Linked DNA regions of Homo sapiens: region 2 is linked to region 1. A link is an interaction called in ENCODE POLR2A ChIA-PET data of the cell type or tissue named here. Cell type or tissue: PC-9. All regions are shown on one strand. Links, peaks and the distances in the headings refer to the core of each region. The heading gives the core; the rest is flanking DNA. Region 1 overlaps MGA (MAX dimerization protein MGA). Region 2 has its middle 3.2 kb from the start of ITPKA.

Region 1 (5,378 bases), core at 320-5,319:
AGTCAGGAGATTTTTCTGTCCTATCAATTTGTCTGCCTGATCTGTTAGTCCCTGAATTTCACTGAAGGCCTAGAATACAAATAGTGGTATTATTGAAAATTGATCCACTCTTTCTTTAAACACAGCTAAGGCCTATACAATTTCTCTAATGAAAAAAAACTTAATCTGACATCTTAAGAGAATTTTTAAATTCCATTAACAATTGTTGATGTTTCAGAAATTATTTTTTGTTAAACTGTAAGAGGATTTCTGGCTTACACTTTTAAGGAATGTGACCATGATTATTTCCAAAGAGCATCACTGAATGGTAGTAGGTATTCCACCACTGCGAGGAGATACAAAACACCTGTGCTCTGCTTAGATTTTAATAATCAACTTTAAGATCAACTCCTAGTCTAACCAAAATCTGGTTGAAATAACTGCTCTAGAGGGATATGAATGCTTATCCTGTACTCCTCCACCTTCTACTTAAAAACTGTTTAAACGAAATTACTTTAGATATTCTACATGCAAAATTAAAACTTCTGCTCCCTTGAATATTTCAGGTTTTCTTTTAAAATGACTGTCAACTGTTAAGCATATTAAAATATCACTTATGCTGTGCTTTATGCTGTGATAACCTGTACTAAGTGCTATCAAGAACACCAATGTAACGAGAATGTGGTCAACATGGCTAACCAGAGTTTCTGACTCTATCTGAAGAAAGGATAGCTGTGCCAATAAAGAACCTGACTTTTGCCCGGGTGCAGTGGCTCATGCCAGTAATCCCAGCACTTTGGGAGGCTGAGGTGGGCGGATCACTGGAGGTCGGGAGTTCAAGACTAGCCTGACCAACATAGAGAAACCCCGTCTCTACTAAAAATACAAAATACAAAATTACTACTAATCTACTAAAAATACAAAATTAGCCAGGTGTGGTGGCGCAAGCCTGAAATCCCAACTACTCAGGAGGCTGAGGCAAGAGAATCGCTTGAACCCATGAGGCAAAGGTTGCGGTGAGCCAAGATCGTGCCATTGTACTCCAGCCTGGGCAACAAGAGCAAAACTCCGTCTCAAAAGAAAAAAAAAAAAATCTGACTTTCAATGAAAACCTACTGTGACTTAGCATAATGATTTTCCCCCTAAGGGATTTACTGGGCATTCACTAGTCCATATTCATCTGTTACATTTAAGCAGCTCTATTTCAATCTCCCTTATATGTCAGTGGATTATCTTTCTCATATCATCGGTAAGAATCTCTTAGTCAAGCTCTTACTGTCATTTACACAGAACACTTACTCGAGTAAGAATGAGACTTTTGGAAACCTTGGAAGAATGAAGTAATCCCAATGTGATCTTTAATTTCTCAAAGAGATCCCTCATTTCACCACGCCGCCGCCGCTCATTGGCAGTGTGTGTCCGGCGATAATAAGCAAACGCTTCTGCTTCTTTCTGTAGTTTGTCACTCCAGTAATCAGGCTTCAGTTTTAGAGGAATTGGTGGAGCCTGTCCAAACAAGATTGCCTCCTAAACATCTTGAACATGTAGTTGGCCCTCTTACTCTGTTTCAAATGACACTGCCCTATTTCAGGCACTCATTACCTTTTGTCTGGACTGTTGTAACAGCCTCTCAATTGGTCATCTTACTACCAGTCTATCCTTCCTTCAAATCTAACTCTTACAATGCCAACAGTGTAATTTCTAATACATGCTAAAGTGATCTTACCAGCTCTCAGTTCAAATTTCAGTGATTTTCAAATGAGGAAGAAATTGTATATGTTACAGGCGTACGAGATCTGAAAGAGCTTAAGTAATTTATTGTATTACTAAAACTTGTTTTCATGATACAAATTACATTAAATGTTTTTCAAAAAATACTGTAAGATCCTCCTCAATCTGGTAAAAAATCAACTGCCACTCTTCTAAATCACCTTTCTCTCCAACCATTCCTATCTGCTAGAAATTCCCAAAATATACTACACAATCCCACACCTCCCTGACATTACACAGGCTTTTTACCTGTACCTAGATTACTTATCCCACCTCTTACCTAAACCCCCATAACATTTAAAACTTAACATTTAAAACTTAACACTTAAAACTCAAACTCTGCACTTTTTCAGGAAAGTCCTTCTTGATCCCCAGAAAGGCTTAAAGCCTCCTTTCTCTATCTTATTTATTCTATTACAATCTTTGCATATAGGACTTAAAATATATGAAAAGGCTGGCCAGGCACAGTGGCTCACACCTGTAATTTCCAGCACTTTTGGACGCCAAGGTAGGGGATCACTTGAAGCCAGGAGTTTGAGACTAACACAGGCAACACAGTAAGACTTCATCTTTACAAAAAAAAAAAAAAAAAAATACACACACACACACACACACACACATATTAAGAAGCTTATAATGAAAAGCAACTGTGCCCTGAACTTGTACCTGGATCCTCAGAAACAATCACTTTTTAATTCTTTTAGCAGCTTCTTCTAGTTCTTAAATCTATATCCTAAACCAAAAATAGTAACATAAGCTTATTTTTTTCCATTTTCAATGCTATCTATTGACTTCTTGCTATGCAGAAGAGGATTTAGCTCACATCACTCTTATGTCTTACCATCTTATCATCCCAATATAGTTACATCACTACTTTTAGCTGTTCTACTGATCCCTTAGCAACTTGAATTCTACCTTAATTTCTTATTTCATCAACAATAAACAATCTATCTTGCCTTTCTACTTTGTAAAATGAGGGTATCAGCACCTGTATCCTTCCCTTTATTTCTTCTTCCCTCTCTCACCTCCCAATTTGTCATTTGTATTCTCACATTTTCAAGACTGAAATTAAGTCTTCTATATTTTAATCACAGGTTATAAACGTTAAAAAAGCATCAACATTAACTATTATGACATTATAAACACTACTCATACAAAGTGAATAATATTTCCTGTCCTGTGCAGTTTCTTGGTTTTGTGATTTTTCCCTCTGATGTTTCTAATTGTCTCTTTTTCTGACACTGTTTGCTTAATCGTAACTCTGACCGTAACCAAAAACTCTAATGTAAAAGCCACTGCCTTTCTAAAGTTAAACCCATTATGCATTAACATAGAATGGGAGAATAAAACAGCCAAGAAGACAGAAAGAAAAGCAATATAAACATTAAATATAGCAAAGTGCAGCAAGAATTTGCATGTAATTATTTGGGTACAAAACAATGAATTATGTAAATAAGCTATTATGAAAATTCTTGTTATATCTGAAAAATGCTTCAGAATAAATTTTTAAAAGCCAAATATAATGATATATGCAAATAATTACAACCATGCAAATACGCTGTATCATATAAGTCCCAAATCAGATCAAAACCAAACAAACTGCACTATGATTTTTTAAAGGAACCAAATGCCACCCTCTACTTCAACCCAACCCCCATCATTGTCTTTTTTTAATCTTTTAAATTAAGATAGAAAAACAAGTGGAAAACAATTTAAACAAACCAAACTCTCCTCCATGCCTACTGTTGGTTAGGATAAACAAAAAACCCTGCTTAATTATGTTACTATGATATAAACCAAAAAGATTAAGAAAATTAAAGGTTTATTTTTTCATGGATCCCTAACTGCTAGCCATTTTGCAGAGCATAGTTTTTTAAATCACTTAAAATCATGAGCCCAAGCAAGAAAGAATGGCACCTTGTTTTACATCAGACCATTACAAGAACAGTTTTCAAATAACCACATATATTCTCATAAATTTCATATCCATTTTTAACTCCTCTACATTAGTCTATCCTCTGAGGAGAAGAATTAAAAGGGAAAAAAAGGACATTAGCAGTATAATTTGATTAAGGAGAAAAAACTGATTATATTAACTCACTGGCAAAAATAGCCCTGAGAAAAAATCGTGGCTAATATAGCTAATGTTGTTTCAACCCTAAGATAAATGTTAACAATTTTATTCAATGAGTAATTATCACTAAATATATCCTAAATACCTTTCGACTCCTTTCAGCTGCTTTTTCATCTGCAGAGATGTGAGTACAGGACCTGGATAAAGACAGGATTTTTCAGTGTCTTACTGAAATTTAATAATCTAAGACCTATTTCACAGCTACAACCAAACCATTCCAAATTACAACCAGTTTCTTTTTCCCAAGGTGTGATATATGGCCACATTATTTACTTGACATTATATATTTTCTCTAAAAGTGTACAAATAGTCACTAAAACTTCAAATTACTTTGTACAATCATGAAATATTTAATATACAAAACCATATAAACAAATTTAAAGTTGTCCTTCAGTATCCAGGGAAGACTCGTTCCAAAACTTCCAGCAGTATCTTTGAATACTCAAGTCCCTGATATAAAATGGCATAGTATTTGCATATAACATAGGCACCTCCTCCTGTATACTATAAATCATCCCTACATTACTTATAACACCTAGTACAATGTAAAAACTAAGTAAACAGTTGTTATACTGTATTGTTTAGGGAATAATGACATGAAAATAAAGTCTATACATGTTCAATACAGATGCAATTTTTCTTCTTCCAAGTATTTCCAATCCACAGTTGGGTGAATCCACAAATACATGCTTTCTATATTTGTGGATACATGCTTTTCCATTATAAACTTGGTCTTCCCATCCGTGAAGGAGGACCAAGCGTATAATGAACACCCACATATGAACCATCTAGCTTGAGAAATAATACATCTCAAAAATACAGAAGGTTCTATGTGCAGTCTACTCAATCACATTCCCTTCCTTCCTTCTCAAAAGTAACCATTCTAAGACAGAGTTTACCATGCACACTTTTGTAAGTCTTACTAGAAATATATATATATATATCTAAACAAAAAAAGTACCACTTTAAATATTATATACTATACTATATCTTTCTGCAACTCATTTGTTTCATTCAATATTCCACCTGAAGGCCAGGCACAGTAGCTAATGCCTGTAATCCCAGAACTTTAGGAGGCCAAGGCACGAGGACTGGTTGAGGCCAGGAGTTCAAAATTAGCCTGGCCAACATAGCAAGACTCCGTCTCTACAAAAAATATCGAAAATAAAAGTACAAATAAATTACACCTGAGATATGTTGATACGCAGAGTTCCAATTCCAATTGTTTTAATTGTTATATAGTTATATAGTATTCCACAATGTGAATTTCCCCGAATTTTTTTTTCAGAATGTTAGTAGTTATTTAGGTTGTTTCTAAATCTTCATAATAGCAAACAATGCTGCAATGGACAGTCCCATACACGACCCCTTGTGAAAATTTTTCTGGGGCATAGGAGCAGAGGAAAGATATGCACACCTTCAACTTCAGTAACTGTTAAACTGGTAATAACAATGTACACTCCCACTTGCAGTATGCGAGTTCCCATTGCTCCAC
Region 2 (5,378 bases), core at 73-5,072, 270 kb after region 1:
TCCCGAAGAAGCCCCACCCCAGGGCGTGCACCCAAGTGGAGACTCTGCCCCAGGGACTAGCTGAGGCTGCTCCCCGCAAGTTCCCCACTTCCCGGCGGGCAGAGAACAAGGTCAGGGGGCGGGGCCTGGATCTGTCCCCATGGCCCAGCCTAGTCCCGGGCTGCATCTCCCCCGCTGCTGGGTGGCAGGAGCTGAGCCCGCCTTCCTCCTCCTCTGTTATAGGAGCTCGGGGCTTGGAGTCCGCCGTGTGGCGTTCAGCAAGTCATTTCACCTCCCTCGACTGCGGATTCTCCCGTTGCTGCGAGAATAAAATAAAAGACTTGAAATCAGGTACACCACACTCTAGATGTGATTTGTAGGCAGTCCCTTTACTCCCTCCGTATATTTCTGCATTTGTACATTTAGAAAAACCTCATCCAACCCACAGAGTTGTGTCTGTAAAACTAGGAAGACAGCACTGATGTTTAAGAGTTTCAGACACTGCAAAGTGCTTATCAGTGTCATTCCATGTGGATCTTCGGCCACTTCCCATGTTGGTAGTCAGCTGACCGACCGGCGAGGCTGCTTTGAGGAGAAGCCACTGTTTCCTATCTTACCATAGTGCCACAGGAGTGAGGGTCCCCCCTCAGGCACTCAGTGTCTGGGGATGGCTGGGGCCCTGGAGACAGAGCAGCCCCAGAAGGATTGCCTTGGATGCTGAGATGGCCGCAGGAGGGGCTTTCCTTCCCTTCTCTCCCCTCAGCCAGGGCTCAGGAATGGCCCAGGAGAAGGAAAGAAGAAGGTTCAGTGGGAAGACGGGAATCTTCGGCAAAGCATAGTGGCTCAGGCTTGTAACCCCAGCACTTTGGGAGGGCAAGGCGGGCAGATTGCTTGATCCCAGGAGTTCGAGACCAGCCTGGGCAACATGGCAAAACCCTGTCTCTACTAAAAATACAGAATATTAGGCAGGTGTGGTGGTGTGCACTTGTAGTCTCAGCTACTCGGGGAGAGGCTGAAGTGGAAGGATCACTTGAGCCTGGGAGGTCGAGGCTGCAGTGAGCTGAGATCACCACCACACTCCACCACCACACTCCACACTCTAGCCTGGGCAACAGAGTGATAACTTGTCTCAAAAAAAAAAAAAAAAAAAAAAAAAAAAGCTGAGTGTGGTGGCATGCACCTGTGGTCCCAGCTACTTAGGAGGCTGAGGTGAGAGGATTATTTGAGCCCAGGAGGTCGAGGCTGCAGAGAGCCATGACATTCCACTGCACTGCAGTCTGGGTGACAAGTCATACGCTATCTCAAAATAAACAAATAGGTGAAGATCCTGGAGAACTGAGGAAGGAAGCAAAATAATGTAAGAAAGAATGGCAATGAGAGAGGCAGGAGAAATAGAGGGAATGAAGGGGTAAGAGGAAGAAGGGCATAGAGGAGTTTGAATACTTGACTACTTCACGGAGAACCTGGGAAATCACATCGCCACCTTCTCTAGGACAACCATCTGGAGGAATCTTGAGTATGTGTGTGAGGGATGTACTCTGCAGCTTGAAGGACCTGGATCACTCGTGTCTCAGACACTCACTCCTCTGCCTCCTTCACAGCTACACTGACCTGCGTCAGGATGTGGGAAGGTGCTGCCCTCAGAGACGGGGCTGGGAGGAAACCCAAGGTGGGGAGAGCCTGCAAGGAACTGCCAGAACTGGAAAGGTAGGGAGGGCAATGAGGGGCGAGAACTTGTCCTGCACTCCTGTCTGTCAGGCGATGGATGGGCAGGGTTGGAGGTATAAGCAGGTTGGGCACTGGGTCTCTGTCCTGGCTGCCAAGAAAAAGGGGCAATTCCTTTTCTTCTTGTATCAGGCACTTGCTCAAGCCTTAGGTCTACTATACCAGCAGCCAGAGAATTGCTCTTTGCTCTACCTGCCCAGGTGTCTCTCATTGGAAAGATGAGCGCAAACCTGGAAATGGATGCTGAACTGAAATCCAATCCCATAGATTCTTAGAGCAGTAAGGGGCCTTATATCCATCTATCCTCCTCATTCACATTACGGAAGTACCAAAGAGGTTAAGTGGCTCCACCAGGGAGGTTAAGGACACACAGCCAGTTGATGGAAAAGGCAGTGTATCCTGGCTAGGTCCCCTGACTTCCTGCGTGCTTGTCGCCCAGGCTCGAGTGCAATGGCGTGATCTCGGCTCACTGCAACCTCTGCTTCCTGGCTTCAAGAGCCTCAGCCTGCTTCTCTAGCCTCAGCCTCCTGAGTAGCTGAGATTACAGGTGCTCGCCACCAGGCCTGGCTAGTTTTTGTATTTTTAGTAGAGACGGGGTTTCACCATGTTGGCCAGGCTGGTCTCAAACTCCTGACCTCAGGTGATCCGCCCACCCAGGCCTCCCAAAGCGCTGGGATTATGGCCATGAGCCACCTCGCTCATGTTCTCAAATTCTTTCATTAACATCTTGTATTTCCTGGCCGGGTGCAATGGCTCACACCTGTAATCCCAGCACTTTGGGAGGCTGAGGTGGGTGGATCACCTGAGGACAGGAGTTCGAGACCAGCCTGGCCAACGTGGTGAAATCCCGTCTCTACTAAAATACAAAGATTAGCTGGGCATGGTGGAGGGCACCTGTAATGCCAGATACTTGGGTAGCCGAGGCAGGAGAATCACTTGAACCCAGGAGGCAGAGGTTGCAGTGAGCCTAGGCGACAGTGCCAGACTCCATCTCAAAACAAAGAAACATCTTGTAGTTCCTTCTGAAGGTAGAGTCTGCCCCCACCTACTACAGTCAGAAAACATAAGGGTACGTCTTGGGGCAAGGCCTGGGAGTCCCTGTATAGCTGTAGGATGAGGTCAGCAGGCTCTTCCGTCCTCTTAGTCATGCCAGGAATAAACGTTGAAACCCTAGAACATCTGTTCTTTTATGACTCATTTTTCTCAGTCTTTGATGCTTGAGTAGAAGGGATGTGGAAAAAATCAGACTGACTAGTATGGAGGTGGAAGGGATGGCCTCTTGAGTGCCACAAAAAAAAAAAATGGTGGGGATGTTCAAACACTTAAGCATTAAGCAGGCCAGATAAAATTTTTTTTTTTTTTTTTGAGAGTCTTGCTCTGTCACCCAGGATGAAGTGCAGTGGCACCACCTCAGCTCACTGCAACCTCCACCTGCTGGCACAAGCGATTTTCCTGCCTCAGCCTCCCATGTAGCTGGGATTACAGGTGTGTGCCACCACGCCTGGCTAATTTTTTGTATTTTTAGTAGAGACAGGGCTTCACTACATTAATGGGCCAGGCTGGTCTCGAACTCCTGACCTCAGGTGATCTGCCTGCCTCAGCCTCCCAAGGTGCTCGGATTACAGGTGTGAGCCACTGCGCCTGACCGCCAGAGACAGTTTTTAAAAAATTAAACAACAGAAAAGGGGGACACTGGGGTGTAGAGGAATGTGTCAAGGTTGTTTTTTGTTTGTTTTTGGGTTTTTTTTTTTTTTTTTAGACAAAGTCTCACTCACTCTGTCACCCAGGCTAGAGTGTGCCATCATGGCTCACTGCAGCCTCCACCTCCTGGGCTCAAGGGATCCTCCTGCCCCAGCCTCCTGAGTAGGTGGGACCACAGGCACACACTACCATGCTCAACTAATTTTAAAAACTTTTTGTAGAGATGGAGTCTCCCTATGTTGGCCAAGTCTTGAACTCTAGCCTCAAACAGTCTTCTTCCTTCAGCTTCCCAAAATGCTGGGATTACAGGCATGAGCCATTGCACCCCGCCAGTGTGTCAAGGTTTTGATGGTCATTAGGTGGCTGTTCTGAGATAGGCCATGAGAGTCTCTCTGCCTTGGCCACAAGGCCAGCTTACATGTCTGAGCAGATAACCTTTTTTCTTTTCCTTTATTTATTTATTTATTTTTGAGACAGGGTCTCACTCGGTCACCCAGGCTGGAGTGCAGAGTCACAATCACAGCTCACTTCGGTCTCAACTTCCTGGGCCTAAGTGATCCTCCTGCCTTAGCCTCTCGAGTAGCCGGGACCACAGGCAGAGGCATGTGTCACCATGCCCAGCCAATTTTTAAATTTTTTGTAGAGACAGGGATCTCACTCTGTTGTCCCGGCTGGTCTTGAATTCCTGGGCTCAAGCAATCCTCCTGCTTTGGCCTACCAAAGTGCTAGAATTATAGGTGTGAGCCACTGTGCCCAGCCAGAACCTATCTTCTTGTGGTATCTCAGTTGGTTGATCCTCCTGTTCCCTACAGGTCTGCTTTTTTTTTTTTGAGGCAGAGTCTCGCTCTGTTGCCAAGGCTGTAGTGCATTGGTGTGATCTCAGCTCACTGCAACCTCTGCTTCCTGGGTTCAGGAAATTTCCTGTGTCAGCTTTTGAGTAGCTGGGATTACAGGCACCTGCCACCATGCCCAGCTGATTTTTATATTTTTAATAGAGATGAGATTTCTCCATGTTGTCCAGGCTGGTCTTGAACTCCTGACCTCAGGTGATCTGCCCACCTTGGCCTCCCTAAATGCTGGGATTATAGGCATGAGCCACTGCGCCTGGCCTGAGGTCTGCTTCTTGAAGTGCCTGAGTCTTCACCCCCATCAAAGACCTTCAGGGGTGGGCCCAGTGACTGGTACCTGTAATCCTAGCACTTTGGGTGGCCCAGGCAAGAGGATCACTTGAACCTAGGAATTTGAGGCCAGCCTGAGCAACATGCTGAAAACCCATCTCTACAAAAAATAAGAAAATTAGCCAAGCATGGTGACACATGCCTGTGGTCCAAGGTATTCAGGAGGAAGAGGTGGGAGGATCACCTGAGCCCAGGGAGGTTGAGGCTGCAGTCAGCCGTGATGAAGCCATTGCCCTCCAGCCTGGGCAACAGATTGAGAGACCCCGTCTCAAAAAAAAAAAAAAAAAAAAAAAATTTCAGGATTTATCATGACTGAGGGCTGCATCTCTTCTAGAGAAACATCACCCTCAGGTACAAAACTAGGGAAGAAAAAAGGGCCTGGAAAATGGGATGTGTGATGTGAGGGGTTTCTGGGGTCCTCACCCCAGCCTGCCTCATAGCTGTGCCCACCTCTACCCCATCCCCAGGGCAGCACCAGTGGCAGGAGCAAAATCACCACTCATCACCCTCTGCCAGGCACAGTGCTGGTTTCTGCTTCCTAAGATGACAAGCAGGGCCTTTCACCTTGGGGAGAGAAGGGAAGGCACAGCCTTTGACCTGTGCTCCTGAATGGAGCATCTGTTCCTTTGAGGAGACTTCAAGTCTTCTCCAGCAGGAGCAGAGCCTCTCTAGTGTGTGTGTGGTATGTGTCATTGTGGCATGTGTGGTGTGTGTGGGGGGTTATGTTTGTGGTGTATATGGCATGTATGTGTGGCGCACGTGTGGTATGTGTGTGTTGTGTGTTGCATGTGGTGT

Evidence for each region. ChIA-PET counts read pairs that join two places held together with the same protein. Peaks named below come from ENCODE experiments on the same cell type or tissue, not always from the same donor. Only the 100,000 strongest peaks of a DNase experiment are listed, where the experiment ranks them.
Region 2: POLR2A ChIA-PET joins it to region 1 with 14 read pairs; 3 of 35 experiments call an interaction of 5 or more read pairs at or near these places.

The regions. Positions count from the first base shown.
Region 1 is chr15:41,756,430-41,761,807 of GRCh38, reverse strand. It overlaps MGA (MAX dimerization protein MGA), which reads right to left. Exons shown (of 24, transcript NM_001400225.1): 19 at 3,969-4,020; 20 at 1,279-1,485; 21 at 1-69. Among named protein-coding and RNA genes, the nearest start is that of MAPKBP1, 15 kb to the left of the region's middle. In PC-9, for the core only: no CTCF peak of the experiment used is centred there; no DNase peak of the experiment used is centred there.
Region 2 is chr15:41,488,010-41,493,387 of GRCh38, reverse strand. No RefSeq gene overlaps it. Among named protein-coding and RNA genes, the nearest start is that of ITPKA, 3.2 kb to the left of the region's middle. RefSeq lists enhancers at 1-111, 112-612, 2,703-2,997, 2,966-3,085. In PC-9, for the core only: no CTCF peak of the experiment used is centred there; DNase peaks (open chromatin) are centred at 127 and 2,837; H3K4me3 peaks cover 829 bases.